Linked DNA regions of Homo sapiens: region 1 is linked to region 2. The links are chromatin loops, found by intact Hi-C in ENCODE. Cell type or tissue: chondrocyte. All regions are shown on one strand. Links, peaks and the distances in the headings refer to the core of each region. The heading gives the core; the rest is flanking DNA. Region 1 has its middle 19 kb from the start of ANKRD62. Region 2 has its middle 16 kb from the start of CIDEA.

What was found. Peaks named below come from ENCODE experiments on the same cell type or tissue, not always from the same donor. Only the 100,000 strongest peaks of a DNase experiment are listed, where the experiment ranks them.
Region 1: it touches region 2 in a loop (4-fold over the local background); 14 of 110 quality-filtered maps call a loop at or near these places.

The regions. Positions count from the first base shown.
Region 1 is chr18:12,068,951-12,080,656 of GRCh38, forward strand. It overlaps the pseudogene ADGRA3P1. Among named protein-coding and RNA genes, the nearest start is that of ANKRD62, 19 kb to the right of the region's middle. RefSeq lists a silencer at 7,589-7,758. In chondrocyte, for the core only: a CTCF peak has its summit at 5,987; no DNase peak of the experiment used is centred there.
Region 2 is chr18:12,232,799-12,244,504 of GRCh38, forward strand. No RefSeq gene overlaps it. Among named protein-coding and RNA genes, the nearest start is that of CIDEA, 16 kb to the right of the region's middle. RefSeq lists a silencer at 4,497-4,576. In chondrocyte, for the core only: CTCF peaks have their summits at 4,592 (motif pointing left) and 4,799; no DNase peak of the experiment used is centred there.

The DNA.
Region 1 (11,706 bases), core at 4,515-7,014, 160 kb before region 2:
GGTGGGGTGATCATAATAATGATAAGAGCAAGAGTCTGGCTTTCTCAGAAGGAGGCTTCTATTCAGGAAGGACACAGTTGCCCAGTTTCTATTTAGTGCGAATCTTGTGTTTCTGAATTAGGGGGAACGCTGTGGGAAAAGAATGAAATATACTTGTATCTTTTTTAAGGCTGGCTTGTTTGCTTGGTTTCCATGGGAGACATATACATACAACACTATCATTTGAGTTTTGCAATTCAGTTAAATTGACCTACTAGTGAAAATTCCTTTACGATTCTATTTAAGATTCCTAAAGGGATTTTTACTAGTAGCTCAACTTACTCTGTGTGTGTGTGTGTGTGTGTGTCTACTTTCCAGTGTGTCTACATCTACTTTAGTGGGAATTGGTAGAGGAAGCGTTATAGACTGCCAATCAGAACCAATCTTAAACCAGAAATCCTGTAGTCAAGGATTATCTTGGAAAATTCATTATTTGATGATGGAGTTAATTATTTAGGATTCATGTTTCTTTTGAGAGTAATATGGAAGTAAGTTTTGGAAAGAAACAATGTTAAGGTGTTGCAGCACCTTCCGTGCATAGATGAGAGTGTTGAAGCATGGATGTTTGTGAACAGACCTGCCCTAGTCTCTACAAAGAGTGAGTAGGTGTGGCAGGGTCTTTTCAGCCTGACTGGCCAACCCAAAATGAGGGCATAACACATGTGTTGAGCTCATTCAATACCTTCTGGAGTTCAGCTATTTGGATATTAAAAAATTGCTAAGGGCCAAAAAACAAATATTATATTTGTTTGCACTTACTGGGACAACAAAAGAAAATTGAAAAATTCAAAAGCTAAAATGGTAAAAATTAATAATGATAAACATTCATCATTTCTGTTCAGGAAAGTTAGTATATGAAATTTTTAACCTAAAGGGCAAATGTCTTGGCTGCAGATATGCCATATTTGGGATTAAAGGATTAAAGACAAACATCTAATAGAAGAGACAATTCATACAACACACCAATAAAATGTTAAAATTGCTGACAAATCTAAGAAAATTTATTACTAATTATAAAAATATAAGCTAAGATAAAATGTTTTGTAAAAGATAAAACAGCTTTATAAAAACTCAATTCAATTGAGCACATATATTTGAATAAATTTGAGGGTTAGAATTTTGATAGTGTTAATCAAAATTTTACATATACATGTAATCATACTTCTAGGAATTTGCCCTAAAGGAATAATTGAATGAATGTTCAAAGATATAGGTAAAGTTGCTGATCGCATTCTTATGTATAATAGCAAAACTGTAGATATAAATTTACATATTAATCAGAAATTAAATTTTGTTAAATTATGGAACACTATATAAGCAGTAAAGTGATTACATGACTATATTTATAGACATACAGTTAATTATATATTAATATGTAATTAAAGCAGGATTCACAATAGAGTGGTCGTATTTTATATGTGCTGGTCTTAGTGTGTGGGAGTGTCTATGCAAAAATAAAAGATTTTTAGTATTTTCATGTTTTGTAAATCATGATATTTTACAAATAAGGAAAAATATAAAGCTATTTATTTTGAAAAGCGCACTGTTGAACACATGTTGATAGTGAGACTGATGAATTCTGACTTTTGTCTTTTATGAAGGGATCACCTACCCTTCATATACAATGATAAAATATTAAGACATTATGAAAACTGACAAAGGATACATGGTTGATAAAAAGCAAAATATAAACAACAGCAATTGTCATATACTTAAGGGGGTGCCATCTAGATATTTATGATCAGATCAGGGGAAAATAGACATTGCAAGGGAATTAGGTAGATGTGAAAATGATATTTTAAAAAATAATGTCATTAAATATGAAAACTATTAATTAAGGGATGATAAATAATGTTTTGTCTTACCTCTATCTTTTACAATTACTTTTAATCTATTAATGATAAATCTCGTGTGGGAAATAGGACTTGGAAAATTTTATAGATCTCACCATTTAACCCAAAAGGCTGAAATTACTAATTTGCTGAGAAAATTGTGTTACTCGAGTACATATCATCCACTAGAGCAGCCATTTCTGGGGTTAAACAGATTTCAGCTAAATTTTAACAGAAGATCATCTTAATATTGGCAAAGTAAAATGTCACTATTGGTTAATTGAGAAGAAAAATCTATTTTTCTCCTAGAATTTCACATTAAAATTCAATGTTCAATGCATGGTAAAAAGTCTTGGCTCCTTTGATTAGATATGAAAATCTTTTTCTCTCAAGAGTTAAAAATAATGTAAATGAAGCTTCTGGCAGAAAAGTTATGAGTGGTACAATTTCCTGATATTTTAGTTTTATCACCAATTTCCGTGCCAGGCCACATGTTCAGCTGCCTGGCAGCCCCTACAGTATGTGAAAATATTTCCCTTTTTATAGGAATATGCTGGCAAAAAACCACCACTTCCATGAATTATTAATCCTTTTCTGCTAATTATTTTGAAGAAGCAGAGGGGCAGGTCCACATTCAGGTGGCTCTCAGCGGCTGAGACATGCTTCATGAAAAACTGTTGAATTAGATGAAAACTGTGCCTCCTTTGACCACCAGTTTTACCACTACATTAAGTAACCTAGAGGGAAAACGAAGTTACTTTTTTCTGTGGTAAAAATTGAGTAATGAATCAATTGAAAGAATGATTGGTAAAAGTAATCAATGAAGAAACATGATGACCAAGTGAATAATGAATTTACAATATGAAGACAGAGATGTCTGCTTTTCCAGTGATGATGTTCATGAAAATATAAAACTGCAAAATGAAAGGAGCCTGTTAAAAACCCTTTTGTGGCCAGGCACGGTGGCTCACACCTGTAATTCCAGCACTTTGGGAGGCCGAGGTGGGCAGATCAAGAGGTCATGAGATCGAGACCATCCTGGCCAACATGGTGAAACCCCGTCTCTACTAAAAATACAAAAATTAGCTGGGCATGGTGGCACGTGCCTGTAGTCCCAGCTATTCGGGAGGCTGAGGCAGGAGAATCGCTTGAACCTGGAAGGCAGAGGTTGCAGTGAGCTGGGACCGTGCCACCGCACTCCAGCCTGGGTGACAGAGCGAGACTCCGTCTCAAAACAAAACAAAACAAAACAAAAAAACCCTTTTGTGTTATATTAAGGGAGGAGAAAGACCGAAGAGTAACTTGTCTAAAGAAATAAAGATAACCAGAGGCAGAGCTGTTACTAGAATTCAGATGTCTGATTTCAAGTAATAACAAAGCCCTATGGTTTTAAACCACTATTGCAGAAAAATTAGAGGAAATAAAAAATAATTGCCCTTTTTCCATCAGCTGTTGAGAGTATATTAGTGAATGACCTTTGGCTATGTATATTTGTACAGAACGAACTCTCCCTGTGCTTGTGGAGTGTTAAACAAAATTAACACAGGAGAATTCTCAGGGCCTGGATGGAAGGTCGTGTGCAAGGAGGTTTGATGACAGAGAACTTCTATAGGCATTCACAGGCTTCCAGAATTCATCATCAGACACTAAAACTTTGTGGAATAAAAAAGGTGGGTTTTTTTCAGATCTAATCTTTATATTTAATTTTCCCATCTTATAAAATACACATACTATTTTCATAAGAAAAATCACTTTAGTAAATACATAACAGACACTTCTGATGCCTGACAGACAACCTTTAACTGTTTTTAAAAGGATCCACTAAATATATCACTTAGATCTGGCAGTTTGAGAGCTTTTAATGCCTATCCTGAGACAACAGAGTGCCAGCTTGTGTTGGCCAGGCTCAATCACAGATTAAAAAGCTATTTCCCCACAGTACTTTAGTTATGAAATCACCCATAAAAGAATAACTTTCAGACATAATACAAAAATCAATTTAATTAATTATTTCTCTATCTAAGCTAGGTGCATTTTAGGATAACTTGGCATAATTTTATGCTGTGGTAATTAACTTAAAATGAAGCCCTTAAGCCTCCTAATTTTTTTTTCACTACACTAATAAATGGTGAAACCTATGGCCTGTGGTTCAAATTGCCAAAGAACTGTATGTCAGTCACTGCATCACACACAATATTATTACATTTATATCTCAATTATTCAATCCTGAATATTTTCCTGTTTCTTGTGCTGACAGTTAATAAGTTGCCATCACTTGCTTCCAAAGATAACCATAACTTTTCTGTCCTATGTTAACCAGTAAAAGTGACAGCAATCTTCTTCACAGTAAATTTTTACAGAAGTAACTGATGCACTCGTGATTGTTTAAAAGGACTTCCTTCTTAGCATCTGAGGTCATAAAAATGTTTTATTTCATAACCTAATAAAATGATAACCAAGCTTTGCAACTATTTTGCAAAATTGTTCACCTGTATTTGTGCACATACACTTTTCAAATTATACAGAGAAAATAGCATCCCCATTTGATAAATGAAGAATAAGCCCATGGTTAATTAATAACTAATGAAATCACGTCTACTTCCAGTTCAATACGATGCTTCCACCTAAGAAACCCGTCAACGCAGTCAACCATTCTTCCACACGCTGGCAAACAGTTCAACATACACCTCTGGACACCATGTTGCTCAAGTTGAGAGGTGAGCAAAACAGGGTCACATCATAAATATGTATTCTTCGATGGCGAATGTTCTTCCATGTCCACATTCCAAATGTCATTACAATTATTCTAGTAACTAGAAACATCCCACTCCCAGAAATGACTGCTAATCCTGTGGGCAGCTAACCCATCATCTTAAGCAACAATGGAGCACAATATTAATCACAGAGCCAGAATCCAAACGGCCTCTCCCAGTGCAAGGAACATTCACTGCAGGAAAGTGGGCTGTGCCCTGGAGACACAAGTATCAGGAGCAGTTATTAGAAAATCATGGCCCCTGAAGTTCAGAAAACCAATGAAATATTATCCCGCTGACAAGTGAGGTGGCCCATCTGCCTAAGTCTCGTTTATATACATATATCTATTTTCCTTCCTTTAATAACTACATCCTATCAAGTAAAGTGCCTAATGCACTAGGGCCACAGTTCCAAAAACTTATTACCAGAATGCAAGATACTAATTCTTATATATATATTATATATAAGAATATATCTATATTAGTTATATAAATATGTGATATACATATTAGATATATCTAAATATATATTATATATTAGAATATATATGTGATATATAAGTGTGTGTATATATAATTGATATATAAAAATATATTAGAATGATTTAGGAAAACAAGGCTTATTATTTACATTTTAGCAATATTAATGGATCTGAGAAGTTCTACATAAAGAAATATGCAGGTTTTGTTCAGCCCAGTGTTTTCCCCACAGTTGTATACAAAGCACTTTTAGAATTGCAAGTCAGGGCCACATTGTATGAGAAGGTGAATGTGATGCTACAGAAAACTCTTATGGATGAGTCAGGGATCTTGGGTTCTGTTTTCAGGCCTGCCCTAACCTAAGCGTGGGCTTCAGTTTACAACTTGCTTGAGGTTCCCTCTACCTCTATAATTCATTTCTTTATAAGTGATTATATCACAAAAGAAATTGTACATATAAAGTTCTCACAAAGCTTTAAACATAAAGCTTAAGAACACAATAATTCTGCCCCTTAAAAATTATTCAAAGCATTAATTTGCTGCTCATTCATTCTGTAAACTGTGCTTGTCAATTTCTTTCCCCTAGAAGATATCATGTGGACAAGCATATCATGGTTTCAATGTGGTCCCGTTAAGGTAAAATACACCACTTGTAGAATTCACTGCATTTTTAAAACTTATATAGTCCAATCATTTTGAATTTCAAAAAAGCGCCTAAACAGCCTCTCATTTCTCTAGGACATTACAAGGACAATTAAAAGGAATTTACTACAAGATCTGGGTGACTAAAACTCCCGTTACAAAAGATGAGCTCAGGGGTGTGTGGAGAAGAGAAATCCAGCAGGCTGAGCTAAGCAGCCCTGCCTAAGCCACAGTGTGGAGGCAGAGCACTACTTTCTCACCAGCAACCTCTGCTATATCTCTGGACCTTAATGTCCAGGAACTGAGAGTTCATCTCTCCCAGTCCCAGTAACAAACAGGTCATTATAAGAGAAGAGGCAGAAGTATCTCCACAAAATTCTGGAAATTTAAAAGCGTGCTTTTAGTTCAAATATGATAAACATAAACAGGCCTTAAAATATACAGATTGAACTCTGTCACACTACCATTTGTTGACACTGTATGCTACAAATCTGAATTTAGAAAAGTACCTCTTTTGATTTTTCCTCTTTGGTAAATCTTCCAAGTTTTTCAATCATTTCCGCCACAAATATAACATCCATTTTGTCAGAAAAGTTGGCTGCTTCCACAGTGTAAGCCAGTAACTGTAGAGCTGTTGCCACGGCATTGGTAAGATTGAGGGGCATCTGATTAAACATATAAAGAACTCTAGTGACATCATTTGCATACTGACAGCGAGAATAATCATCATCTGCCCAAAAGCCGCCTCTATCACATCTGCGCCAAGCTTTTCTCTCATCCTGTGGGTTTCCGGGATATATCCCACTGCCATGGGTGTTCTGCGTACACTGCAGATACGCAGTAATGCCCGCCAATGTTCTGGGCCATCTGAAATCACCTTTGTTGTTTACCACCCTCTCTGGAGGACAGTACTGTGCAGAACTCTCTAATACCACAATATCCACAGTCCTCGTATTATTCCCACGTTTGGTCTGGACATGACAGCCCTAATTTCCAGTAGATCCAGCCTGATTATTAGAAACGGTTAGGGCACTTGCAATCAAGGAGCAGTTGTGAATCACGTTCTTTTCAACAAAAATACCTTGCGATTCATCGGTTTCAACTATTCTCCCATCCTGATACCACAACACTTGCATGTCCTGATCAATATATGAAGCCATGCACTGGAAAGGAAGGCTGTCTCCTTCAAACACAACTTGGCGATGAGATGGAGTCATGTAGAAAGACGGCAATTCAAGCGGAGGGTCGCATGTCAACAGCTCCTGCTTCACGCCTGTGACTGGTTGGGCCTGCAGTGACTTAGGATAAACACACCTGGTATCCTGTACCGTGATGTTCCTCTCCTTTACCCAGCGATGCATCCACAGTAGGTTACAGTCACACAAAAGATACTCAGTCTGGAATTCCAAAGACCGTAATGAGGAAAGATAATCAAAAGTTCCTTGAGGTAATGAAGAAAACAAATTCCCCGAAAGGTTTAGCCGAGCCAGATTGGTGAGTCCTCGAAATATGTTTGCATTCAGACATCCTATTCGATTGTTTGTCAGATCCAACCTTTTTAGAGATGACAGTCCCCAAAAGGCACCTGGATCTATACGACTAATAAGATTGTTTCGGAGGTCCAATCTTTCAAGGAGAGTTAACCCAGAAAATGAGCCATTCTGCAGCTCGGATATCTTATTGTTACTCAGAATCAGGGTGACCGTGCGGTTGGGCAGAGTATCTGGGGGCAGGACCTGCGCGAGCTCCAGGATGCTGCACACCACCTTGCCCTCGGCGGCGCCCGCCGCCCTGCCAGCCCCTCGGGGACGCCCATCGTGCTTGCAGCAGGCGGGCAGTGCCGCGGCGCCGCCGCCGCCGCCGCCGCAGCCTCCCAGCAGCGCGAGCAGCGCTAACAGCGAGAGCGGCAGCAGCAGCGGCGGCTGCGCGCGGCCCCGCCGGCGTCCGGGCGGCTCCATGCTGCCGGCCGGGGCCTGCTGGGCGAGCGGCGGCGCACTGGCCTAGCGGGCCGCCCCAGAGCCCGGGCGAGCAGGAGCGCGGATCGGGCCCAGTGGCGCCCGGAGCCTCATGGCGGCCGGAGGACCGGCCCTCCCCGGCGCCGACGTGCTCCTTTGTCCTCTGCGGCTGCTCTGGGCCTGGAGGGAGCCAGGGGTCCAGTTTTTTTTTTTTTTTTTAATTATAACCAGATGGTAGAAGGAAGAAGACGCATGATAGGGAGGAGAATAAAAACAGGAATATGGAGAAGGAAGGGGAGACTAGAACACAGTCCCCAAGATAAGACAATACAATGAATAAATAAGAACATTGGCTCTGGGGTCCCTAATCTCTAACTCTTGGTTTCCTCACCTGAAAAGGGGATGTAGTAATAGTACTAATTTCACAGAGTATTTGAGAAGCTTAAGTTAGCTAATATATAGGAAGCTAGCACCTACTTGGTAAGGGATTAATAACCGTAAACTATTTCATTGCTATGTTAATTTGGGGGAAATGCCACTCTTGATTTAAAATAGGACTAAAGATGGCTAGAAATTGTTTGTTTGTTTGTTTGTTTGTTTGTTTTGAGACGGAGTCTCACTCTGTCGCCCAGGCTGGAGCACAGTGGCGCAATCTCGGCTCACTGCAAGCTCCGCCTCCCGGGTTCACACCATTCTCCTGCCTCAGCCTCCCGAGTAGCTGGGACTACAGGCGCCCGCCACCACGCCTGAATAATTTTTTGTATTTTTAGTAGAGACGGGGTTTCACCTTGTTAGCCAGGATGGTCTCAATCTCCTGACCTTGTGATCCGCCCGCCTCGGCCTCCCAAAGTGCTGGGAGCACAGGCGTGAGCCACCGCGCCCGGCCTAGAAATTGTTAAACATGCTTTCCTCACAACCTAAAATTTGGATGCTCAAGGAATTGTTCTTATTTTCATTGTCTATCTTGAGTGCTCTTTGAGATACAGGTATCAGAGCCCCGACTTAAAATGAGAATAGGTGACCCAGGTTATTTTTTCTTCCCTGTAACTGGGAAGTGAGGGAAGGCGAGGGCATCCTGATGGAGTGCACAGAGGCAGATGGGGATGCCATGAGGGGTCAGCCTCCTCTCTCCATCCCTGCTTCCCTCTGCACACGTGACCCATTCTTCCCTCTTACACACAGGCTGTTGCATGTGGCAGCAAACTTGGTCATGGGTGAGCCTGGCTTTCTGGCAGCTGAGGAGAGAGAGCTTCCTACCAGATAGGTGCAGAAACTGGCAGAGGTTCCATCTTGACCCCATGTAGCTAATTGTGGTGCAGCAATGTTATTAGAGAGGAGGGAAAATGGAAGCCACAGAGGTTGATAGGTAGATAGGGTGGAAGAGGGAGGGTGAGAGGAGAATGGACAGGCAGAGCTGGATTCATTCGTAAAGGAGCGATGGCTGGTTTACTTATTCAGGAGGAAACATCCTACCTGAAAGGAGCTTAAAGGCTGGTTTGTCACCCTGGACACACGTGGTAGACACTGGGACCTGCTCTGCAGCTGAATGCAATTTAGTCCAAGGTTTGTTTACCGTGTCTGGACTCTGCCATCTTCCACTCTGCATTTCAATTCTGTTGACTGGATACTGGATCTGCAAAGGACAGTTTCTGAAAGTGAAGAATCACAGTTCATTATTTCTAACTATTTCATCTAAGATTTGAAAGGAAAAAATCCCTTCTATGAATTACAGTTGGCCCTCCGTATCCATGAGTTCTGCACCCACAAATTCAACTGACCTCAGATCAAAATTATTTGAAAAAGCGTATTTGAAAAAAATACAACAATAAAAACACTACAAATGTAAAAAAAGTACAATATAACAACTATTTACATAACATTTATATATATTACTATGTATTATAATTAATCTACAGATGATTTGAAGTATGCAGGGGATGCTAGGTTATATACAAATTCTACACTGTTTTAGATCAGGGATGTGAACACTTGCAGATTTTGGGGTCCACAGGGGTCCTGGAATTAATTCCCTGTGGATACTGAGAGATGACTGGACATCCATTCTGCATGCTATATATTTTCCTTTTAATTATTATTGCTGTTTCGGTTTCCCTGAAAAATACAACATGTTTTAAACTTCTCTATATTATAAATCTCATTTAAAAAGTGTTGAATCAATGAAGTCTGCCAGCTACTTCTTTCCCCTTGTTGGACTGCTTTGGCGAAAGTGAATAGTATTACCTTACCATGTAAAGCATGGTTAATGGCTTTAAAAGAATTCCCTGGCAACTGAATAATGGGCTGCCAGAAATATTCGTGGTGCCAAAGGATCTGGACATGTCTGTTCCATTTATTGTGTGTTTCTTGTTTCATCATGATTAAGTGCTCACAAAAGGCATAAAAATCCAAACCTCTAGGGTATGTGGAGTTTGAGGGCAGAAACCATATTTTAATATATCTAGTCTCATACCTAGCATGTTAAGATGGTTAGGAAAGTATCAATGGCAAAAAATGATGAGCCTGTGGTATGTCAGACACTGAAATTATTAAGTTGATTTCTGGTGAATAGAAAGAAGTCGTTCTGCCACTGCTGTTGTGCCTGGTTGAGTGGCCTAATGTTTATTCTCAGGAGTACTGAGTGTCTTGCATCGAAACCTTTTGACTTGTCCTGCCTGTTTAAATAAGTTTACATTTCACAGAAATAGGAAGGTGGGGCTTATTTTTAAATTAAAACTCCCTGTTAAAAAAGCCTGACAATGTAGTATAGCAAAATCATTTAAATTAAAAAATTTACCTGAATAATAAATGGAACCTATTAAGAAAAAAATTGAACCTATTAAAAACAAAAAATAGGAATAATACTGAAAATATCTTAGAAAACAATGGAAATGCAGAAAAATGTAAAAGGTGCTTTGTTTCTTCCATGAAGCAAGAGAAGTCAAGGCGAGCAGCATCTCAACCTCCTCACCGTCCAATCCTTCCCTCTGGGGACCCTCCACACTTGGCCTGTGCTTGGCCATCTGGTTCTCATTTTGGCAGGAGACTCTCATCTCTCCCACCTTGTAGTCTAGGCAGGCAGTTGTCATTGGCCTTGAACACATTGTGGCTTCCGCAGGTTATGTATTCTCTGCCAGTCTCTTAATTGCTAGGATCTCAGGGGCAGAATAATTGTCTGAGAATTACACATCGTACACATGTATCAAAATATCACACTGTTCCCATAAATATGTGCAATTATTATGTGTCAATTAAAAATAACAATATTTTTAAAAAGAATTCCTGAAAAAGGGATTCTTAATTGTTTTGCATGTGACTCACAGGTCAGAAGACATTCACATGGGACCCACTCCCCTGGGCCAGGGGCCAAGAGAAATTCCTGGGCTGGTTAGCTCAAACTCTGTGTTTTTTTTTTTTACTCCTACTCAGCAAAACACATTGGAATTCAGCCGGAGAAGAGTGACTTCATGTGAGAATATAAGCCTGAATCTGCTTTAAATGTGTTTGTGTGTCTAATCCACATCCGAAATTTAGTCCTTTATTATTTATCAAAATTATTTAAAACACTCCATCATGACCAACTAGTATGAACCCAGGTCCCCTGGCAAAACCCCATGATCATGATCTCCTGGGACTAGTTCAGTCCTTAGAGAAGGCCAGAGAGTTGGCCCTGGGGCCTCCTACTCCTCTTGAGGAAGCCTAATGTCTAGGAGACACTGGCCATCCGAAGATGAAGCCTTTGAGGCAGAGTTCTCAAGAAATAAACCTAAGCACCGTACGAGTTTAATTTGACTTTAGGAAAAGAAGCCAGGTAGCTTTTCAGCTGCCTTTTAGCTGGGGACTCAGTGCTGAACCCACCGTTTCCTATTGACAGAAGTAACTCTATCAGAAAGGCAGTAATTATCAATAACTACCTGCTGTGATTATCAAGCAACTAGTGCACAACACAATTTATGAATTTAGGGGTAGATGGGTATTTACCTGCAATAGTTACTGAAATCAAAATAT
Region 2 (11,706 bases), core at 3,033-5,532:
GGCAGATCACGAGGTCAGAAGTTCCAGACCAGCCTTTTCAACATGATGAAACCCCATCTGTACTAAAAATGCAAAAATTAGCTCGGCGTGATGGCACGCACCTGTAATCCCAGCTACTTGGGAGGCTGAGGAGGAGAATTGCTTGAACTTGGATTAAATATATATACTCAGATTAAATGCATATAATTTAATTTAATTTAATATAATTAAATATAATTTAATCTGAGTCACAGCACCAAAAAAAAAAAACAAAAAAACAGAAATATGCATTTAAGTTGTCTCCATTCTGTTTTGTGGCCTGACAGCTCATTTATTTGAATCACTAGCGATACCTCATTGCATGGATGTACCACATTTGGTTTATCATCCACTGAACTGCCTTTTGGTTGCTCTCAGGTCTTAGCAATCATGAACGAAGCTGCTATAAGCGTCTGCGCACAGGCTTTGTGTGGACACACGTTTTCAACCCATGTGGGTGAGCACCTGATGTGACTGTGGGATGGGTGTAAAGCACATGTATAGCTGGGCGGGGACCTGCCATCTGTCTTCCAAAGGGGCTGACACCATCTGCATCCCCACCAGCCATGAACGAGTTACTCTGTGGCTAGTTTAGCTCAATTACTAGTTTCATTCATGTGTTCAACAGGGTTTCTCTATGCTGGCAGGTTAAAACTCAGACATCCTACACAATTTTAATAACATTCTTAAGGTCAAGTCTAGTTACTTACTTGAACTTTCTTATCAGTTGAATCCACCACACGCCTGCTATTTTCTCTGACCTGACAGTGGCTGTCTGATGGTGCAAACTTTGTATTCAGGAAATTCCCAAAGTGAGTCAGCAACAGCAGACCTTGTCACAATAACCTAAAACCCTCCCCTCGAGACCCCGGCCCCATTCCATGCTTGGTATATCATCAGCTATCTGATGTCTGTAAAAGATGACCATGTAGGCCAGGCACGATGGCTCATGCCTGTAATTCTAGCACTTTGGGAGGCCGAGGTGGGCGGATCACGATGTCAGGAGTTCAAGACCAGCCTGGCCAACATGGTGAAACCCTGTCTCTACTAAAAATACAAAAAGTTAGCCAGACGTGGCCTGTAACCTCAGCTACTTGGGAGGCTGAGGCAGGAGAATCACTTGAACCCAGGAGGCAGAAGTTGCAGTGAGCTGAGATCACACCATTGCACTCCAGCCTGGGCAACAGAGCAACAATTCGTCTTGAAAAAAAAAAGACTATGAAATTATAATTTTTAATAATTCATTTATGTTATAATTCTCAGCAGGGGAAGTGTTCTACCACCCATAACTGAAGATTCTGGACATTATTATAAAGGTCTGTTTTAGATCTGGGTAAAAATTTGGTCCACTTTTCTGCTGTTTTGTCTCTGGGGCAAGAAACATAAAGACCCCGAAGTCTATCCCATTCCTCTCGATAGGCTCAGGCTGAGGAACAAATTCAGGACCTTCATTCATTAGAAGCCACCCCTGTAACCCCTCCTACCTTCCTTAGTCGAGGGCAGATGGCTGAGGTGGAGGAAAGCTCCCTCAGCCTCCTTGGGCTACTCCAGTTTGCATTTGGGCCCCAGAGGAGTCTCTTCTGTGATGGGGCATGAGCCCAGTCTCCCCACAATGATCCCCTGAGCAGAATATTTCCTGAAAACAGGCTTCCAGTGAGAAGGGCCAGGCTGTTCCAGCCATGAGGAAAATGCCCTGCGGGGGACTCGAACATCCAAACAGCCAGGAGGGTCAAGGAGATGGACTCTGCTTTCCGCAAAGCTCCTGCACACTTCCGCGTCAAGGGCTTCTGTGATACTCAACACAATCCCATCTCCACATGGTCAGTGACAACCCCAACCAGGCAAGCTGTCCACCAGCACAAGAGGGAGTCTGCCCGCCCCCGATCAGCTCAGCTGGTCCACACTCCCAAAAACCCATATTCAGGGGTGGGGGGCAATTGTCCCCACTGGCACCACCTGCAAATGCAAGTAACGCAGTGTCCTGCAGTGCGGACACCAATCAGGCTTTACTGAGGACATTTTCAAGAGTGGGCTCGGCTCAGCGTGGCTCACGGTTCTTCTGCCTCTCGTGAGCCTCAGGGCAGCTGGGTGGATGTGGGCTTGTGCTCCAGGATCAGCACCCTCCAGATTCTCTGCTTTTTAATAAATGCAGTGGTAAGAGGCCGTGCAAGGAGGAGTGATGGGAGGAAGAAGCTCTAGCCGCTCAGGGGAGGTGCAAGGCCAAGACTGGAGTCAGTCTTACCGCTCTCGCTTGACCAGATTCTGAGCAGAATTGTGGGGGGCTGGTGTGGTAAGAATTCCTCCTTTCGTCAGCATGATCAGTGTCCTGAGACCTCGGCTGCAGCCTCCAGAGTGAGCCCCTTGTGGCTGTCACAACTTTCTAAGTGGAAGAACTTTTCATCTGTCCTCTTATGTTCAGTGCCTGGGGCCCTGCAAATTAAACTTTAAAAAGACAGATAAACAGGAAAAAGGCAAACAATTTTAAAAAAATTAATGTGGCTGAGTGGTGCGGTGGCTCACACCCTTAATCCCAGCACTTTGGGAGGCTGAGGCAGGTGGATTGCTTGAGGTAAAGAGTTCAAGACCAGCCTGGGCAACATAGCAAGACCCCGTCTTTACAAAACTTAATGAATTAAATAATTTAAATTGTTTAAATAAATGTTCTATGTGGATGAAAATTTACAGAAAACAAGTGAAACTCAAAGGAATGGTTAGACTCAGGGGCTTACCTGCCATTTTAACAGAGAAAAGGGGGTTTGGGCTTCATGGACGGCAAATCATGGAGAGGTGGCTGGGAACATATGGGGGACGCTAACAGAAGGTGAGGGTGAGTTTAGCAAGGTTTGTTCACGCTCACTCCCTCTCCAGTGAGAAGAGTCACTCTCCCCTCCTGGCGTGGAGAGGGGGAACCTTCACAGGGGAGTTTATGCCCTGCTTTCACATGGGAAAGGGGAGGGCAGACAGCTCGTCCTGCATATGCCCATTCTCAGTTTCCTCAGCTCAAAATAATCCTTATGCCAAAGTGGCACATTTGGGGGTGCATATTCAGGACCCTTTCAATATGTAAAGCACTTAGCACCACTGCTGGCCATATTGAGCGCTCATATTAAACATTTCTTATTACTTTTATATTTACCATAGTTAGGTTCTGAGCTGGGTGTAACATCATTCCTGTCCTCAAGAAGTTAACAGTTTGAAGCAAACGGAGAGACGCATGAACACAGACAGGTACACAAGGTCATCAGTGGTGAGTGCTGTGGAAACGCAGCCGAGGGCAGGGCACGCAGAAGGAGCAGTGCGTGATGTTGGCGTGGGGGTTCCAGGAGGTTCTGCAGGAGGGCCCCTCTTGAGCTGGGTCTTGGAAGAGGAGTGGGTTTTAGGTGGAGGAAGAGAAGAACTCTAAGCAGTAGAAACCACAGGAACGAGGACACGGAGTCCTCATGAACATGTGCAGCGAATTCAGGATCAGCGAGGGGCCCGTGTGGCCGGCGGGAGGGGGTGGCGTGGGCGGCAGGCAAGTGGGTCCAGGGGAATGGCCACAGTCACAGCAGCTGGCACCTGGCGGAGGCTCACCCTGGGCTGGCACACCGGGCTGGAAGGTCTTGGAGCTGCACGAGCCGTGCTAAAAACTCTGTGATTCATCTCGTAGCCAATGAGGGGCTATCGGACACATCTGAGCAGACTGCTGTTTGGGAAAGGACAGGCACACGCAGGCTCTTGGTAAATGCGCGGTGAATTAAATTGAACTGGATCATGGTATAAAGAGTCTATCTGGTGGCAAGTCCCATGTAAGGGGTTATAAAATAGAAGTCCTAGCAATGAAATAGGCCAAATGCAGTTGATAAGTGGAAGTAATGAGTGGGCCCAAGATCCCATAGCTCATTTTAGAATGAGTGAAAAATATAAGGCACAGTAGAGCAGCAGTTTCTACCACGGGCCACTGACTCACAGAGCTTGTGAATGACATGTGTGAAGCACCTAAGTGTCGTTTCTTATTCCTGAGGGAGTGAGGTGAAGATTCGCCCTGGCCTATGACAAAAAAGGGTCCTTCTGAGGCTGGGGGGATGTGCAGGCCCATCCTATCTCAGGAGTGGGGAATCTGGAAGCCATGTTCATAGCCTCCCTAGCTAAGTAGCTGCGAGTTCAGCTGAGCTGAGCTTCACGCTCTCCCCTGGGCTTGTAGGGCATTGTTCAGGGACACAGGAAGCCGCACCTGCGCTGGGGCGTACGCAGGGCAGGCAAAAATGACATAACTGTTACCATGGGCTCTGAAAGCCCTACGCTTGGGCTGCACTGGCCACAGCTCACCTCCTCTAGAGCTTCATAGAACGCACACGCTTGCAAACCCACAGGCGCGCTGATAAACCTCAGGGCTTCCCCCAGGGTCTCACCAATCCTCTATTGACAGCTGTGGCTGGAGAACCTCCACGCAAGCCAGAATGTGGGAAGATGGCCCGGTGGGTGGAGTGGGGGTGAGGACAGCAGGGGAGCCAGTCCAGGGGTGCTTTGTCTCAGCGGGAACTGTGCGGAGTTTGTCAGTGCCCGGTAACTGTCGTGTCGCCTGCCCCCTGGTGGCCGCGGGCGCACACCGCTCTCCCCAGGCCTTCCTGCACCGCCTCCTGATAGAGATGGGGCCATCTGGGGAGCAAACCGTGCCGGGAGCCAGTGTTGCCTGCAGAAACCACTGGGCACGAGAGCCTCCTCCCTGGACAGTGCAGAGGGTCTTGCCCCTGGAAACGCACAGGAGACGACCTTTGCTGTCTTTTGGCTTGAAATAACCTCCGGCTGTATTTCTACATTGGCTCCAAAGACACACGTTTCAGCCTCTGGAAAAGCAGGAGCGTTTGCTTACCCAGGGTCACTGTCGGATTCAGTGCTGGTCATGGGTGTCGTCCTCTGTTCCTGTGCTGGCCTCTGAACAATGCAGAAAAGGAAGGAAAAAGTGACCAGACAGTCAATCTTTGCTGCCCTAGTTTTTCATTTTTAAAAATTATGATGCCATATTTGCACACCCACGTTCATAGCAGCACTATTCACAGTAGTCAAGAGGTGGAAGCAGCCTAGATACCCATCGATGGGTGGATGCATGATCACCACGTACTGCATGCATGCAACGGAATATTATTCAACCGTCAAAAGGAAGGAAATCCTGAGACAAGCTGCATCATGGATGAAACTTAAAGACATCGTGCTAAGTGAAATGAGCCAGACACAGAAGAACAAATACTGTGTGATTCTACTTACATGAGGTACCCAGAGTGGTCCAATTCAAAGAGACAAAATACAAGCATGGTGGCCAGGGCCTGGGAAGGGGGTGGTGGAAGTTGCTGTTTAATGGGTGCAGAGTTTCAGTTTGGGATAATGAAAAAGTTCTAGATATCTGTTACATAGCAGTATGAATACACTTAACGCTACTGACCTGCACACTTAAAAATGGCTAAGATGGTAAAGTTTATGTGTTTTTTTACCACAATTAAACATTTTAAAAATTATTTTTTAAATATGATAACTATTGACTATTCTCTTTTTGCAGCATTATTTATTTTATATTTTACATTCTTTTGTGCTGAGGTGTAGTTTATATACAATAAGTTACACAGTTCTTCTGTGTTCAGTTTGATGAGCTTTGACTACACCAAACAAGATATGAAGAACATTTCCATCACTCAGAAAGTTCCCTCGTGTCTCCACCCCATCAGCCCCCTTCCCCAACCAGATAATTGCTTTCTGACTCTGTCACTAGACATTATTTTTCTCTTTGAGGTTAAAAATTATATTCAGTGAAATGCACAGTTCCAGGCATACAATTTGTGAGTTTGACAAATGTCTGTACCCACGTAACCAACACTGTAATCTAGATGCAGACATTCCCTATAGCTCCAGAAAGTCCTTTCTGTCCCTTCCTGCCTGTGACATCCTCTACCAAGGTCATCAGTGATCAATGTCCTAAAAACACAGCAAAGTTCTGGGGACACAGAAAGAGCAGTCTCCCCCGATAGGTCATTCTACGTGTTCTTGAACTTCACAGAAATGGAGTCGTGCAATCTGAGCTCTTTTATGCCTGGCCCTCCCACTCAGCATGTTTTTGGACTCACCCGTGCTGCTGTGTAGATCAGCAGCTTGTTCCTTTTTCTTGTCGAGTAGTATTCTGTTGCATAAATACACCAGCAACTGCTTATCTATTCTGTTAGTGAACATTAGTTAGGGCTGTTTCAGGTTTTGGTTGCTGTGAATAAGGCTGCTATGAATATTCTTGTGCAAGTCTTTTTGTCAACAAATGTTTTGTTTTTCTTGGGTGAAACACTGGGAGAAGTGGAGCTGCTAGGTAATAGGATAAATGTGCACTTTACTTTTCAAAAACTGCCAGAGTTTTCCACAATGACTCAACCATTTTGCACTCCTACCAGTCTTTTTCACATGACTTACACACAGTAAAGTTCATTCTTTTTAATGTATATTTCTGCACATTTTGACAAATGCATACAGTTATGTAACTACTGCCACCCTCGGGATATATGACAAGCCCATCGCCTCCAAAATTCCCATGTGTCCCCATCATAGGCTCCCTCCCCACAACTCTGCCTCCTGGTCACCCTGATCTGCTCCTATATTTTTGCCTTTTCCAGAATGCCACATAAATGGAATGATGCAGTGCATGGTCATTTGAATCTGGCTTCTCTCTTCGCATAATGCATTTGGGGTTCATGCGTGTTGTTGGAGGTGTCAGTAGCTCGTTCCTGTTTACCGCTGGGTAGTGTCCATTTACGAACACACCAGCTTGTTCATCCCTGGCTGGGGCACGTACATCCATGCAGTTCAGTGGCATTCACACTGAATTCCATTCCCATTGCTGTGCAATCATCACCACCACCCACTTCCAGGACTTTTTCATCATTCCAAACAGAAACTCTGTACCCATTCAACAATGGTGCCCTACTTCTGCCCCCACCCCAGCCTCTGGGAACCTCTATTCAATTCTGTCTCTATGAATTTGACTACTCTAGGTACCTCATGTAAGTGGAATCATACAATATTTGTCCTTTTGTGATAGACTTATTTTATTTAGCATAATGTCCCCGAGGTTTAATCACGTTTTAGCATGTATCAAAATCTCATTCCTTTTTAAGGCTGAATAGCATTCCATTGTCTGGCAATGCCACATTTTGTTTGTCCATTCATCTGTGGATGGCCATTTGTGTCATTTTCACCTTTTGACTATTGTGAATAATGCTGCAATGAACGAGTGTTCATTTGAGTCTCCGCTTTCAGTTCTTTTGGATATATACCTGAAAGTGACATTGCTGAATCATATGTCAATTCTGTTTAACTTTTTAAAGAAAAACTAAAGTGTTATCTTTTTTTCTTGCAGTGGCTGCACCATTTTACATTCCCATCAGCAATGCACGATGGGCTCCAATTCCTCCGCATATTCACCAGCATTTGTTACTTCCCTTTTTGTTGAAAATTGCCATCCTAATGGGTATGAAGCGGTACGTCATTGTGGACTTGATTTGCATTTCCCTATTAATTAGTGATGTTGAGCATCTTTTCATGTGCTTATTGGACATTTGCATATCTTCTTTGGAAAATTATCTGTTCAAGTTCTTTGCCCACTTTCGAACTGGGTTGTTGAGTTGTAGGAGTTCTTTATATATTCTGGATATTAAGCCCTTATTAGATATATGATTTGCAAATATTTCTCCCATTCTGTGAGTTATCTTTTCACTTTCTTTATAGTAAGAATTTAATGAGCTTTTTATGCAATTGTAAATGGTATTTAAAATTTTCCATTTCTAATTATTCATTGCTAGTATATAGAAAAATCATTGATATTTGTATATTGACCTTATACTTAGTGACTCTTCTGAATTCACTTGTTAGCTCTAGTAGCTCTTTGCATTTTCTACATTAAAAAATTATGTCATTGCAAGAAGATAATGTTTTATTTCTTCCCTTGCAATCTGTGTGCTTTCTTTCTTTTTCTTGCCTATTGCACTGGCTAGAGACTCCAGTATGATGTTAAACAGGGGTGGGGAGGGAGGGCATCCTTGCCTTGTTCTCAATCTTAGGGGGAAAGCATTCAATCTTTCACTATAATGTTAGTTATAAGATTATTTAAAAATTGAGATATAATTCACATATGATAAAAGTCACAATTTTAAAGTTTAAAATCATTGTTGTTCAGTTTATTCCCAAGGTTATCCAATCGTCATCACTACCTAATCCAAAACATTTTCTTTTTTTTTTTCTTGAGACAGAGTATTTTAGAGTGCAGATCTCCCCACGGCACTCCAGTCACCCAGGCTCACTGCAGCCTCCGCCTTCCAGGTTCAAGCGATTCTCTTGCCTCTGCCTCCTGAGTAGCTGGGATTACAGGCGTGTGCCACCAAGCCTGGCTAATTTTTGTATTTTTAGTAGAGACGGGGTTTTACCATGTTGGCCATGCTGGTTTCCAGCTCCCGACCTCAAGTGATTCACCCTCCTCGCCCTTCCAAAGTGCTGAGATTACGGGTGTGAGCCACCGTGCCCCGCCTCTAATCCAAAACATTTTCATCACTCCAAAAAGAAATCCCATAGCGCCACCAGCAGCCACTCCCCATCTCCCCCTCCTCCCAGACCCTGGCAACCACGACCCTATTTCTATTTCTGTGCATTTGCCTATTCTGGACATGTCTGGCTCCTTCCACCATGCATGATGTTTTCAAGCTTGATTCCTCTTACAGTGCATATCAGCACTTCACTCCTTTTTCTGGCTGAACACTATGCCATTGTATGGATGTGCTACATTCTGTTTATCCACTCATCAGTTGATGGACATTTGGATTATTTTCACTCTTGGTTATCATGAATGATGCTGCTGGGAGTATTCCTGTAGAGATTTTTGTGTGAACACAGATTTTCAGTCCTTTTGAGTAGGTATGTAGGAGTGGAATTGCTGGGTCATAAGGCAACTCTATGTTTAACTTTTTGAGGAGCTGCCAAACTGTTTTCACAGCAGCTGCACCATTTTACATTCCCGCCAGCACCAGGAGTGTGTGAGGGCCATTTCTCCACATCCCATCAACACTTGCTATTTTCCATTGTGTTTTTTCAATACATACATAAATGACAAGATGATCATATGGTTTTTCTTCTTTAGTCTGTTGATGTGGTGAATTATCTTGATGGGGCTTCACCTGTTGAACCTGCCTTGACCAGCAGTGGCCATAACGTGAGCACCTTTCATGTGTTGAGCGGCCATTTGTGTATCTTCTTTTGTCAACTGGCCGTTCAATCTCATGTCCACTTTTGATTTGGGTTCTTCATCTTTTTATTGTTGATTTTCAGGAGTTCTCTAAAGACGCCTCTTCACATATATTTTCTGCAAATATTTCCCCCAGTGTGTAGCTTACCTCTTCCATTTTGTTGGATTGTTATTTGGTAAGCAGAACATTTCAAAATTTAATGAAGTCCAATTTATCAATTTCTTGTTTTACCGATAGTGTTTTTTTTGGGTTTTTTGGGGCTTTGTTTTTGACAGATCTCACTCTGTCCCCCAGGCTTGATTGAGTGCAGTGGCACAATCACTGCTCACTGCAGCCTTGACCTCCCGGGCTCAAGTGATCCTCCTGCCTGGGGCTCCCAAGTAGCTAGGACTATTGTCCCATGCATCACTGCATCCAGCTACCTTTTTATTTTTTGTAGAGACGAGGTCTCTCTCTGTTGCCCAGGCTAGTCTCAAACTTCTGGGCTAAAGCAATCTTCCCGGCTCTACCTCCCAAAGTGCTGGGGTTACAGGCATGAGCCACCACATCCAGCCAGTGTTTTTTGCACCATCTCCAAGAAATCTGTGTCTGCCCTAAGTTGTAAAGACAGTTCCTTCTTTTCTTCTAGAAGCCTTACGGTTCTGGCTCTTCTATGGGGGCCTATGACGCATCCTGAATTCCTTTTGCAGGTGGTGTGAGAGAGGTCTGAGGCCCATGTCTTTCTATGTGAATATCTAGTAGTTCCAGCCACAAGTGTTAAAAAAAAAAAAACCTCTCCTTTCCCCATTGGGTTAACTTAGACTCTTAGTCAGTATTCCTTTTTTTTAAAAGAACTCTTCCCTCTCCCCCTCCCCCTCCCCCTCTCCCTCTCCCCTTTCTTTCTTCAGACTCCCTCTGTCGCCGAGGCTGGACTGTACTGCCGTGATCTCAACTCGCTGCAACCTCCCTGCCTCGGGCTCCCGTGATTCTCCTGCCTCGGCTAACCGAGTGCCTGGGATTGCAGGCACGTGCCGCCATGCCTGACTGGTTTTTTGCGTTTTTGGTGAAGATGGGGTTTCGCCGTGTTGACCGGGCTGATCTCCAGCTCCTGACCTCGAGTGATCTGCCTGCCTCGGCCTCCCAAGGTGCTGGGATTGCAGACGGAGTCTCGCTCACTCAATGCTCAATGTTGCCCAGGCTGGAGTGCAGTGGCGTGATCTCTGCTCGCTACAACCTCCACCTCCCAGCTGCCAGCCTTGGCCTCCCAAAGTGCTAAGATTACAGCCTCTGCCCGGCCCCCCCGTCTAGGAAGTGAGGAGCGCCTCTGCCCGGCTGCCCCGTCTGGGAGGTGAGAAGCGCCTCTGCCCGGCTGCCCCGTCTGGGAGGTGGGGAGCGCCACTGCCTGGCCGCCCCGTCTGGGAGGTGGGGAGCGCCTCTGCCAGACTGCCCCATCTAGGAAGCGAGCGCCTCTGCCCGGCTGCCCCGTCTGGGAGGTGGGGAGCGCCTCTGCCCGGCTGCCCAGTCTGGGAGGTGAGGAGCGCCTCTGCCCGGCCGCCCCATCTAGGAAGTGAGCACCTCTGCCCGGCCGCCCCGTCTGGGTGGTGTACCCAACAGCTCTGAAGAGACAGCGACCATCAAGAACGGGCCATGATGACGATGGTGGTTTTGTAGAAAAGAAAAGGGGGAAATGTGGGGAAAAGAAAGAGAAAACAGATTGTTACTGTGTCTGTGTAGAAAGAAGTAGACATAGGAAACTCCATTTTGTTCTGTACTAAGAAAAATTCTTCTGCCTTGGGATGCTGTTAATCTGTAACCTTACCCCCAACCCCGTGCTCTCTGAAACATGTGCTGTGTCCACTCAGGGTTAAATGGACTAAGGGCGGTGCAAGTTGTGCTTTGTTAAACAGATGCTTGAAGACAGCATGCTCGTTAAGAGTCATCACCACTCCCTAATCTCAAGTATCCAGGGACACAAACACTGCGGAAGGCCGCAGGGCCCTCTGCCTAGGAAAACCAGAGAACTTTGTTCACGTGTTTATCTGCTGACCTTCTCTCCACTATTATCCTATGACCCTGCCACATCCCCCTCTCCGAGAAACACCCAAGGATGATCAATAAATACTAAAAAAAAAAAAAAAAGAATTCTTCACAATTATGTCTATATAATTACACAGAAGTAACTGAAGAGCATTCTGAGCTGATATTGAAAGATAACTAATCAATTAATACCTTATATTGGTAATACATGCATGTGGTTTTAATTGAAATTAAAAGGTACAAAATTCAAAAAGTACGAAAGATCACAGGAAAAATCTCAATTTCCTTTCCATTTCTGTTTCATATCCCCAGTGCCATCCACTAAGGCAAATGCTGTGGGCAGTTTTCTGAGAAACTTAAAAAGCCGGACTCCACAAAACCAAATATTGAGGTTCTGGTTGAGGCCTGAGAGTCTGGGAGTTTTGTG